Regions from separate parts of the Homo sapiens genome. Here region 2 is linked to region 1. A link is an interaction called in ENCODE POLR2A ChIA-PET data of the cell type or tissue named here. Cell type or tissue: PC-9. All regions are shown on one strand. Each heading gives the region's core, and the rest is flanking DNA. Links, peaks and the distances in the headings are about the cores only.

Evidence for each region. ChIA-PET counts read pairs that join two places held together with the same protein. Peaks named below come from ENCODE experiments on the same cell type or tissue, not always from the same donor. Only the 100,000 strongest peaks of a DNase experiment are listed, where the experiment ranks them.
Region 2: POLR2A ChIA-PET joins it to region 1 with 14 read pairs; 12 of 35 experiments call an interaction of 5 or more read pairs at or near these places.

What each region holds. Positions count from the first base shown.
Region 1 is chr9:129,276,980-129,279,479 of GRCh38, forward strand. No RefSeq gene overlaps it. Among named protein-coding and RNA genes, the nearest start is that of LINC02975, 4.2 kb to the right of the region's middle. RefSeq lists enhancers at 52-960, 961-1,869. In PC-9, for the core only: no CTCF peak of the experiment used is centred there; DNase peaks (open chromatin) are centred at 572 and 1,562; H3K4me3 peaks cover 1,946 bases; H3K27ac peaks cover 1,902 bases.
Region 2 is chr9:129,163,514-129,171,269 of GRCh38, forward strand. No RefSeq gene overlaps it. Among named protein-coding and RNA genes, the nearest start is that of IER5L, 11 kb to the right of the region's middle. RefSeq lists an enhancer at 3,784-4,773. In PC-9, for the core only: no CTCF peak of the experiment used is centred there; a DNase peak (open chromatin) is centred at 3,668; H3K4me3 peaks cover 1,312 bases; H3K27ac peaks cover 1,427 bases.

The DNA.
Region 1 (2,500 bases), core at 1-2,500:
GCATTGACCATCACAGTCCTCCACCTGCCAGCAGCCTCAGACATGGCCGCTCACTCCTTCTGTCTGTCAACACACCCTTCTCCTGGCCCCAGGACATGGCTTTGCCTCCCACTTTGCCTCCCTGCCTCTCATTTGCTCCTCCTGTCCTGTGTAAACTGCCTGCCCGCCCTCTTACTGGGAGAGCTCTTCCATCCCAGGCGCTGGGTCCCAGGTTCCTCCCCGAAGTCCGGCCCCTCCCCTGACCTCTAGGCCTGCACTCCCAAAGGACGGGTTCCTCGATCCTCAAACTTAATGTTTCCCAAACCCCATCTCCTCCACTGATAAGCTTGAAACCTGCTCCTCCCACAGCAAATGGAAATTGCGTGCTCTGCTTCCTCAGGTCAAAGCTCTTGGAGCAGCCCTTGACCCCCACCTCTCCATTACATCCACGTGATGGGTTGCCTTTTTTTTTTTTTTTTGAGACAGGGTTTCACTCTGTCACCCAGGCTGGGGTACAGTGGCACAATCATAGCTAGACCAGCGATCGTCTGAGCTCTCACTTTAAAACACACTTGAGGCCCGGTATGGTGGCTCAAGCCTGTAATCCTAACCCCTTGGGAGGCCAAGGAAGGTGGATCATCTGAGGTCAGTTCGAGACCAGTCTGGCCAGTATGGTGAAACTCTGTCTCTACTAGGCCAGGCGCGGTGGCTCATGCCTGTAATCCCAGCACTTTGGGAGGCCGAGGCGGGCAGATTATGAGGTCAGGAGATTGACACCATCCTGACTAACACAGTGAAACCCCATCTCTACTAAAAATACAAAAAATTAGCCGGGCATGGTGGCAGGTGCCTGTAGTCCCAGCTACTGGGGAAGCTGAGGCAGGAGAATGGCGTGAACTGGGGAGGCAGAGCTTGCGGTGAGCTGAGATCGCGCCACTGCACTCCAGCCTGGGCGACAGAGTGAGACTCCGTCTCAAAGAAAAAAAAAAACAAACCCTGTCTCTCCTAAAAATACAAAAATTAGCTGGGTGTGGAGGTGCATGCTTGTAATTCCAACTACTCGGGAGGCTGAGGCAGGAGAATCGCTTGAACCTGGGAGGCGGAGGTTGCAGTGAGTGGAGATCGCCGTCAGTGCACTCCAGCCTGGGTGACAGAGCGAGACTCCGAGACTCCGTCTCAGAAAAAAAACAAAATGAAACAAAAACCTCACACATTTGGCCCCCGGCCCCTTTCCAGGGTGCCTGGGACCCAGGGCTGGGCCATCCCCGCTCCCCCATAAGAATGCCGCAGTTCCCCACAGTCTCCCAGCTCCACCCTTCTCCACACAGAAGCTAAAAGACCCTTTTAAAATGCAAGTCAAATCCCATCTCTTGCCGGCTCAGAACCCCCCAGGGGCTTGCGGAGAGGAAGATGCAAAGTCCTAGCTGCTGCCCACCAGGCCTGACTGACCTACGTGGCTGACCCCATCACAGGCCCCAGGAAGGCAGGGCTGTGTCTGTCTGGTCGTGGGTGTCTCGGCACCCAGGCCATGCATCGGTACATATTTGATGGATGAATAAGTGACGGATGGGTGACTGCGGCTTCCCTGGGAGGCTCCGCCCTGCCTTGGAACCCAGCCCAGCCCAGCCTCCGCGCTTCCCTGCCTGCCTGGGCCTGCACCTGGCCAACCCCCGCAACAACCTCCACCAGGTGTGCAGCCTTGAAAACTGTTGGTTCTGGTTGCCAACTCTCCTAGCAGAGAGGGGTGCTCCAGGGACCAAGGGTCTGTGGTACCTGAGCAAATCTCTTCTAGCTGCCCTGACCACCCTCCTGTGGGTCCCTCTCCTCCATTTCCCCCACCTGGTGGGTGGGGCTGAGGGAGCAGAGACCACGCCCCCAATCCAGCCACACTCTTCTTCCAGCCAACCAAGCACCAGAAAACCAAGATTTGCACAAAGAGCTGGTGGCCTGGGAGCAGGTCCCTCAGGCTCCTCACATCTGCCCTGCAGAAGGGGCAGACATTGTCTCATTCTGGGAGTCACTCATGGTACCGAGATCAAACCCCCAGGTAACCCCCACACAGCCTTGCACAAGCCTTGCTTCTCACTTTGGACATCTACATTGCACCACTTGGGGTCGTCATTTGTAGCCAGCGAGGTGACCTGGGTGGGGGCAGAGCTGGATCTAGAACCCCCCCCCCGGTCCCTCCCCTGGGCAAGGGCCCCACATTTCCTTTTCCAGTGATGCTCCCATGCCCAGAATCTTTCTGGACTCCAGCTGCAGAATGGCCATTCATCTCGGGTTTCAATTTCCCACCTGCCCCTTTGACCTCCCCAGGCGGGGAGCGGGGGCCTTGGCTGGGCTTGTCGCTGGGGCTTGGGGGCAACTCGCCCAGTGAGAACCTGCTACGTGCCAGGTGCGCCTCTCACCCAGTCCTCACAGCAGCCCTGCATCTTCACAAATGAGAAAACAGGCCGGGCGCGGTGGCTCATGCCTGTAATCCCAGCACTTTGGGAGGCCAAGGTGGGTGGATCACCTGAGG
Region 2 (7,756 bases), core at 2,117-4,616, 110 kb before region 1:
GTGTGCCTTGAACTGGCCAGAAAAGACAAACACAAGCCAGGCTCAGGAAGGTTATAGGGGGAGGAGAAGACCCCCTGGTTAAGGTGGTTAAGATAGTGCTTCTCCGTATGGGAGATTGCCACAAGGGTGCACACCCTCCCAGCCCCCTCCACCCCTGCTATGCCTCCCTGCGTGCTCTCTCTAGATGGGGCCTGGCAGCTGCTGGATTAACCTTCCAACCAACCACTGGGCTGATGTCCTGAGTCCTGGTACCTCCCCTTCCCACAGGCCCCCACCTCAACCTACAGCAGAGGAGTGGTCTCTAAGGACCTCAGTACCCAGATCGGGGTAGGTGAAAGGTTCACCCCACGTCTAGACACGGTCTCTGGTTGGCTGCCAGTCAGGCTGTGGTGCTGCTAATGCACAGCAGTGGCGGCTGTCACCGTGCCCTGCAAGGTGCTGCTCACGGATGCCTGAACTCAACCCTCTCTACGCCTGTGCCCAGGTCCCTGCCGAGGATGGGAGGGAGAGGCCAGGCAGAGCCAGGGCACCAGAGTGCCAGGGGGCAGGGTAGCAGGGGGACCAAGAACCTGTCTCAGGGAGGTGGGGAGGTGGCAGGAGACAGGACTGCACCTGAGTCGAAGCTTCAAACACGCTCCACTGTCTCAGACTTCACTCAACACAAACTCAACGATAAAATGATGTTGAATTTCAAGACAGCAGAGCATTAGACTCCAAGCATGGGCTCATTTGAACATGGGGCCCTGTGTGACTGCACGATCCCTGGCCAGTGGCCTTCTTGTTCTGGCCGCAGAGAAAACCTAAGAAGAGGCCAAGGAGAGGTAACGAATAAGCCCTGATGACATCATGTGAGCCTCTGGATCCAGCTACGCCTGAGCCGAAACACCCATGGACTTCCCTGTTTCTGTGCCAGGAAATAAATCCGCTCTTTGCTTCAGCCAGCTTTAGCTGAGTTTCTGAGGCCTGAACAATATGGGACCCTGAGAGGAGAGGATCCAAGGCCCAGGAATCTCGACACCCGAATCCCTTTCTTGGCTTAAAGAATCTTGGAGCTGTCCATCAACTTGGAATGTCTGCAGGTTGCCTAGAGGTCTCACTGCCCCTCCCCACATGGATCTGTCCTGTTCTGGGGCCACGTCCTTTATCTGTCTTAGGCCTGGATTTCTTTTTATGAACAAAGGGAAGCTTTATTCCCCAGTCTTCCCAGTTCTCCCCAGGCTGTTTGATGTGGGTGTTAAAGGAGACACTGGACTTCCACACTGGGGGTGTGTGTGTGTGTGTGTGTGTGTGTGTACTGGATTTCCACTCTGTGGTGTGTGTGTGTGTGTGTGTATGTGTGTGTGTGTGTGTAGTGGCCTGGAGGGTGCCAGGGAGCTGGGAGGACAGCAGGAAGGATGCATGGAATGTTTAAGAAACATCAGGAAGGCCGGGCACGGTGGCTCACACCTGTAATCCCAGCACTTTGGGAGGCCAAGATGGGCGGATTGCCTGAGGTCAGGAGTTCAAGACCAGCCTGGCCAACATGGCGAAACCCTGTCTCTACTAAAAATACAAAAATGAGCTGGGTGTGGTGGCGCAAGCCTGTAATCCCAGCTACTTGGGAGGCTGAGGCAGGAGAATCACTTGAATCTGGGAGGCGGATGTTGTGGTGAGCCAAGATTGTGCCATTGCACTCCAGCCTGGGCAATAGAGTGAGACTCTGTCTCCAAAAAAAGAAAAAGAAACATCAGGAAATAACTGGATTTGGGGGGCAGAAGGGGGAGGAGTCAGAGGCCCAGAGGTAGTGGGGAAGGGTCTGATTGGAGGAGGATAGGCAGAGCAATATCTTACTGTTTCCTCTTTAAGCCACTCCCTAGAATGGAGTCCATTCATTCATTCATTCATTCATCCATCACTTCATTCATTCATTCAATCATCAAGCATCTATCCTGAGTGAATGTTGACTGTCAGGCACAGCCAGGTCCTGAAGATAATCAGACACCTTCCTGGGGACTAATCTTTTAAAAAATATGAGTCCTAATCTATGGAAAGACAAAAAAATCCAACAAAGTTTCTAAGGCACTTCCTCCTGTCTCTTCCCCCAACTCCAGAGTAAAAAGATCTTGATTGGGTCCCGCTGGAAAAGATGCATGTTACTTTTTTTTCTTTTGAGACAGGGTTTTGCTCTGTCTCCCAGGCTGGAGTGCAGAGGCACAATCACAGCTCACTGTAGCCTAGATCTACCAGGCTCAAGTGATCCTCCAACCTCAACCTCCCTAGTAGCTGGGACTATAGGTGTGCACCAACATGCCTGGCTAATTTTTTTTTTTTTTGAGATGGAGTCTTGCACTGTCGCCTGGGTTGGAGTGCAGTGGCATGATCTCAGCTCACTGCAACCTCTGCCTCCCATGTTCAAGCGATTCTCCTGCATCAGCCTCCCAAGTAGCTGGGATTACGGGTGCCTGCCACCATGCCCATCTCATTTTTTGTATTTTTAGTAGACACGGGGTTTCGCTATATTGGCCAGTCTGGTCTCAAACCCCTGACCTTGTGATCCGCCCGCCTCGGCCTCCCAAAGTGTAATTTTTGTATTTTTTGTTGAGACGGAGTTTCACTATGTTGCGCAAGCTGGTCTTAGACTTCTGGACTCAAGGGATCCTCCAGCCTCGGCCTCCCAAAGTGCTGGGATTACAGGTGTGAGCCACTACGCCTGGCCTGTTAAGTCATAATTTTGTTCAACAGGAGAGTCAGTAGGAAAACTGTCATGCATTTTGCAATGAAAAGTTATCTGGGCAGAGCTGACCAGTGCCAATATTGCAGCTCTCATTTACTGGGCACTCACTGTATGTCAGACTCTGAGCTGTAGCAGCCTTACTGCACAGGCAGGTGCCCCCATGCATGTCTTCATTTTGCAGACAAGGGACTGGAGGCTCAGGGAGGTGAAGGAAAGAGCTTATTGTCACCTAGAAAGCAGCAGAGCTGGCCAGGCGTGGTGGCTTACCCCTGTAATCCCAGCAGTTTGGGACGCCGAGGCGGGTGGATCACCTGAGGTCGGGAGTTTGAGACCAGCCTGACCAACATGCAGAAACCCCGTCTCTACTAAAAATACAAAATTAGCCGGGTGTGGTGGCGCATGCCTGTAATCCCAGCTACTCGGGACTCAGGAGGCTCAGGCAGTAGAATTGCTTGAACCTGGGAGGCGGAGGTTTCGGTGAGCTGAGATCCTGGGCAACAAGAGCAAAACTGTGTCTCAAAAAAAAAAAAAAGAAAAAAAAAAGCAGCAGAGCATGGTTTGTCTTGAGCTCTATGTGGCTTTGGAGGCTGAGCTTGGAACTGCCAGCCTGGGCTTTGGACGGGCACCCTGGGTAGGGGTGGTCCTGGGTAGAGATGGCCCTGGGAATCCCTCCGGTGCTTGGCCTTGTGCCTGGTGGTCCACAGTCTCACAGTCACTCATCTGATATTTAACAACTTACAATGAGGAGTGCTCCACAAGGAACCCTCACATAGCTTGGGATGCTCTCCCATGTTCCGTCTTTGCTGAGGGTCCCTTGGATGGGTGTGTTTGTGGGGCATAGTCTCTGGGGGAAGAGGGGCAGATCCTGGATTGGTCTGGAGCCCCAGCTGGCCCCGCACAACTAGGAAAACTGGTTGGGGCGGCTGACTCAGGGTGTGTTTATACTGGCGTACTCCCCGCCCCCTCCCTCCCTCAGGCACCCTCCCCTCCCGTCCCTGACCCGGGAGAGGAAGGAAGTTCCTATAACGTTCATAGTTGCCACTAGTTCTGCGTGTTGTGCATTGGGCACGGAGCAGGAAGACCTTCACAGGTTGTAACTGGTCCCAGCTTCCTTTGAGGAGACTGAGTCTCAGAAAAGTCAGGCTGCTCCCTCGATCCTACAGGGGCAAAGCTGGGATTGGAATCCAGCTCTGACTGATGCCCCGGATGGAACTCTCATCCACTGTGATTAGAATACAATCTGAGCACCTCCTGCTTTTCTTTCTGGCCCCATCTCCTGCCTCTCCCACTTGCCCTCTCTCTCAGCCAGTTCTATGAACATGCTAAATTTATTCATTTTCTTTTTTTTCTCTCTCTCTCCTTTCTTTTCTTCTTCTTTTTTTTTTTTTTTTTTTTTTGCCGGAGTTTCGTTCTTCTTGCCCTGGCTAGAGTGCAATGGTGTGATCTTGGCTCACTGCAACCTCCGCCTCCCGGGTTCAAGCGATTCTCCTCTGTCAGTCCCCCAAGTGGCTGGGATTACAGGTGCACACACCAGCATGCCCAGCCAATTTTTGTATTTTTAGTAGAGACAGGGTTTCGCCATGCTGGCCAGGCTGGTCTCACCCTGACTTCAGGTGATCTGCTCGCCTTGGCCTCCCAAAGTGCTGGGATTAAGGCGTGGGCCACCGCGCCTGGCCTCATGTGTTTAGTCTTCACCTTTTCCGTTCCTTCTGCCTGGAATGCTCCTCCACCGTTGTTTGTCCAGCTGCTATGGTAGAGACTTCTAGCGCTCATCCATGTGTACTCGCCTTTCCTTCCCAGTTACCCAAGAAAACTGCTTTTCCCAGCCCCCTTGCAGTTAGATGAGGGCCTGGGACTCATTCTGGCCAATGTGCTCTGAGTGTGAGTGAGGAGAATCACTTCCAGGCTGAGGCCATGAAGAGCCCTTGCAGGACTCCCCAGCTCTCATTCTGTGCCACGGTGGAGATTCTGGAAGCCTTGTGTTGAGATAGACGCAGGCTGAATTGCTGAGTCACCGTATGGAGGGCAGCAGCCTAGGAGACCTGGCAGTCTGACTCAGACTTTGCATGGTCAAGAAACAAATCCTTTCTACCTGCTGGAGATCTTAAAAGAGAAAGAAATCCTTGTGTTAAATCTTTGAGATGCAGGGATTAATTTGTTACTGCAGCATAGCCTGTCGTATACTAATAGAGCTGATCTGTTCAGGTGTCAGTTGAAATATCACCTTCTCTGATCAAAATATCTAAACTGGTGCCACCCCCACCCCCTCCCCCTCCAACCAGTCCTTTCTTTTTTTTTGAGACTTTTTTTTTTTGAGTCTCGTTCTGTCATCCAGGCTGGGGTGCAATGGTGCTGTGATCTTGGCTCACTCCAGCAGCTGCTTCCTAGGTGCAAGTGATTCTCCTGTCTCACTTTCCGAGTAGCTGGGATTACAGGCACGCGCCTCCACGCTAGGCTAATTTTTGTATGTTTGGTAGAGACGGGGTTTCACCATGTTGGCCAGGCCGGTCTTAAACTCCTGGCCTCAACTGATCAGCTCACCTCGGCCTCCCAAAGTGCTGGGATTACAGGCATGAGCCACGGGCCCTTACCAATTTTTCTAGCACTGTGTTTATTTTCCTGAAACACTTATCTACTTGTTTGTTGCCTTGTGTATTGTCTGCACACCTCCCCCCACCACTAGAATGTAAGCTCTATGAGGGGAGGGCCCTTCGTTTGTCTTGTTCATGGCTGCATCCTTGGTGCCTAGCACAGTGCCTGGCATATATAGGTACTCAATAAATATTTGAATGGGTGAATGTGTGTATATTTATTTTTTGAGACAAGGTCTCACTGTCACTAAGGCTGGAGCGCAGTGGTGCAATCATGGCTCACTGCAGCCTCGACCTCCTGGGCTCAAGCCATCCTTTTGCCTCAGCCTCCCAAGTAGCTGGGACTACAGGCGGGCACCACCATGCCTGGCTAATTTATTTTTTGTAGATGCAGGGTCTCACCATGTTGCCCAGACTGGTCTCGAACTCCTGGGCTCAAGCTAGCCTCCTGCCTCGGCTTCCCAAAGTGCTGGGATTACAGGTGTAAGCCACCGGGCCTTGCCTGAATGCATTTACTGAATGAATGAAACAGGCAGATAACCACACTCACAGGTAGACATGGAATTTGATATTGGTACCTGTGTTTTTCTTTTTTATTGGAGTAAATATATTTACTGATATCCACTTTATATCTAGTTCAGTTACACAATCTGTAAATATAGGTGGCACAGTGGCTCACGCCTGTAATCCCAGCACTTTGGGAGGCCGAGGCTAGTGAGGTCAGGAGTTTGAGACCAGCCTAGCCAACATGGTGAAAACCCCGTCTCTACTAATATAAAAAAATTAACAAGGCGTGGTGGCACACGCCTGTAATCGCAGCTACTCGGGAGGCTGAGGCAGGAGAATTGCTTAAACCTGGGAGGTGGAGGTTGCAGTGAGCCGAGATTGCACCACTGCACTCCAGCCTGGGTGACAAGAACTAAACTCTGTCTCAAAAAAAAAAAAAAAAAAAAAAAAATATATATATATATATATATATATGTGCATTTTTTCTTTTGGATATCACCATGGTCCTTCTACCTGTGTTTTTCTTTTCTTTTTTTTTTTTCTGAGACGGAGTCTCACTCTGTCACCCAGGCTGGAATGCAGTGGCAAGATCTTGGCTCACTGCAACCTCCATCTCCCGGGTTCAAGCGATTATCCTGCCTCAGCCTCCCAAGTGGCTGGGATTACAGGCACCTGCCACTACGTTCAGCTAATTTTTTGTATTTTTAGTAGAGACGGGGTTTCACCATGTTGACCAGGCTGGTCTCAAACCCCTGACCTTGTGATTCACCTGCCTCGGCCTCCCAAAGTGCTGGGATTACAGGTGTGAGCCACCGCGCCCAGCCTCTACCTGTGTTTTTCTTACTCGGATGGGACACAAAGCCTCAGATCATCAGAAAGCTGGAAGCAATGGTTTCTTTTCTGACTCTTGGAATATCAGAGCTGGCTTAGAACCTTCTGTCTTCTCACTCTGTCTTTACAGATGAGGGAATATGGGCCCCTTAGGGAAGTGACTCATCCCAGGGCCCAATTTAAGTCTGTGGCTGAGCCAGAACCTGTGTCTGGGTCTCTGTACTCCTGGTCCAGTGCTCTGTCCACTGAGCTTTGCCTCTTCCTCTTTAGTTTCAGCCCAAGTTCTGAAAATATTTCCTGAGTATGTTTGCCTCTTCCTGCCCACCTTGCCGCGTAATCCTGTGACTCTGAGCAAGTCAGTGGCGATTGATGGCTGGGACTGGGTGGGGCTGAGACAGCGGTCAGAGATGAGAGAGGAGAAGGAACGAGACTCCCTCCGCAGTGCTCCTCAACCATGTCCTGGAGCTGAGCTTGTTGTTTTGTCTCACACCTCTTAAAAAAAAAACCAGAGGACAGGAGTGTGGATTCCCGTTGACCAAGGCTGTCAGGTAGAGGAGTGTTTCTCAGGGGTTGAGCCTTCCCCCAGCCAGACTGGACCTAGCTGCTCCCTCCTCTCTGCTCCATAGAACACTGGACATCGATTGTAGCACCTGTCATGTCACATTTTTCTCTGGCGTACTGTTCGTTTTTCTTGTAAATACAAAGGTGATACATGCTTATTGTAGAAAATTTGGAAAATATAGACATGTATGAATGATAAAATAAAGGTCTCCTGTAATTGCCCACCTAGTAATAACCATTTCAGCATTTTTGAACTTGTATTCAGTCTTTTTTCCTCTAAACGTATGAATAGCTAAGGCCACCTGTACCCAAGATGTCCCTAGGCCCTACCAGCGGGGGACATCCCGGTGGCCATGTTAATGTTTCCTGCGGCCACTCCAGCCCTATCCTGCTGGCTAGCATCTTGGCCTGCCCTGAAGCCTTTGCAGTTGTATCTGGGAGTCCCTTGAGGAGCCACATGTGAGATCCCAGCCAGGTTCTGCTTCTGTCTCCCTGCAGCTATCCCTGCCCTAAGTCCCCTGAGGGTGGTCCCTGTTGCTGCCCTGGCCACGGA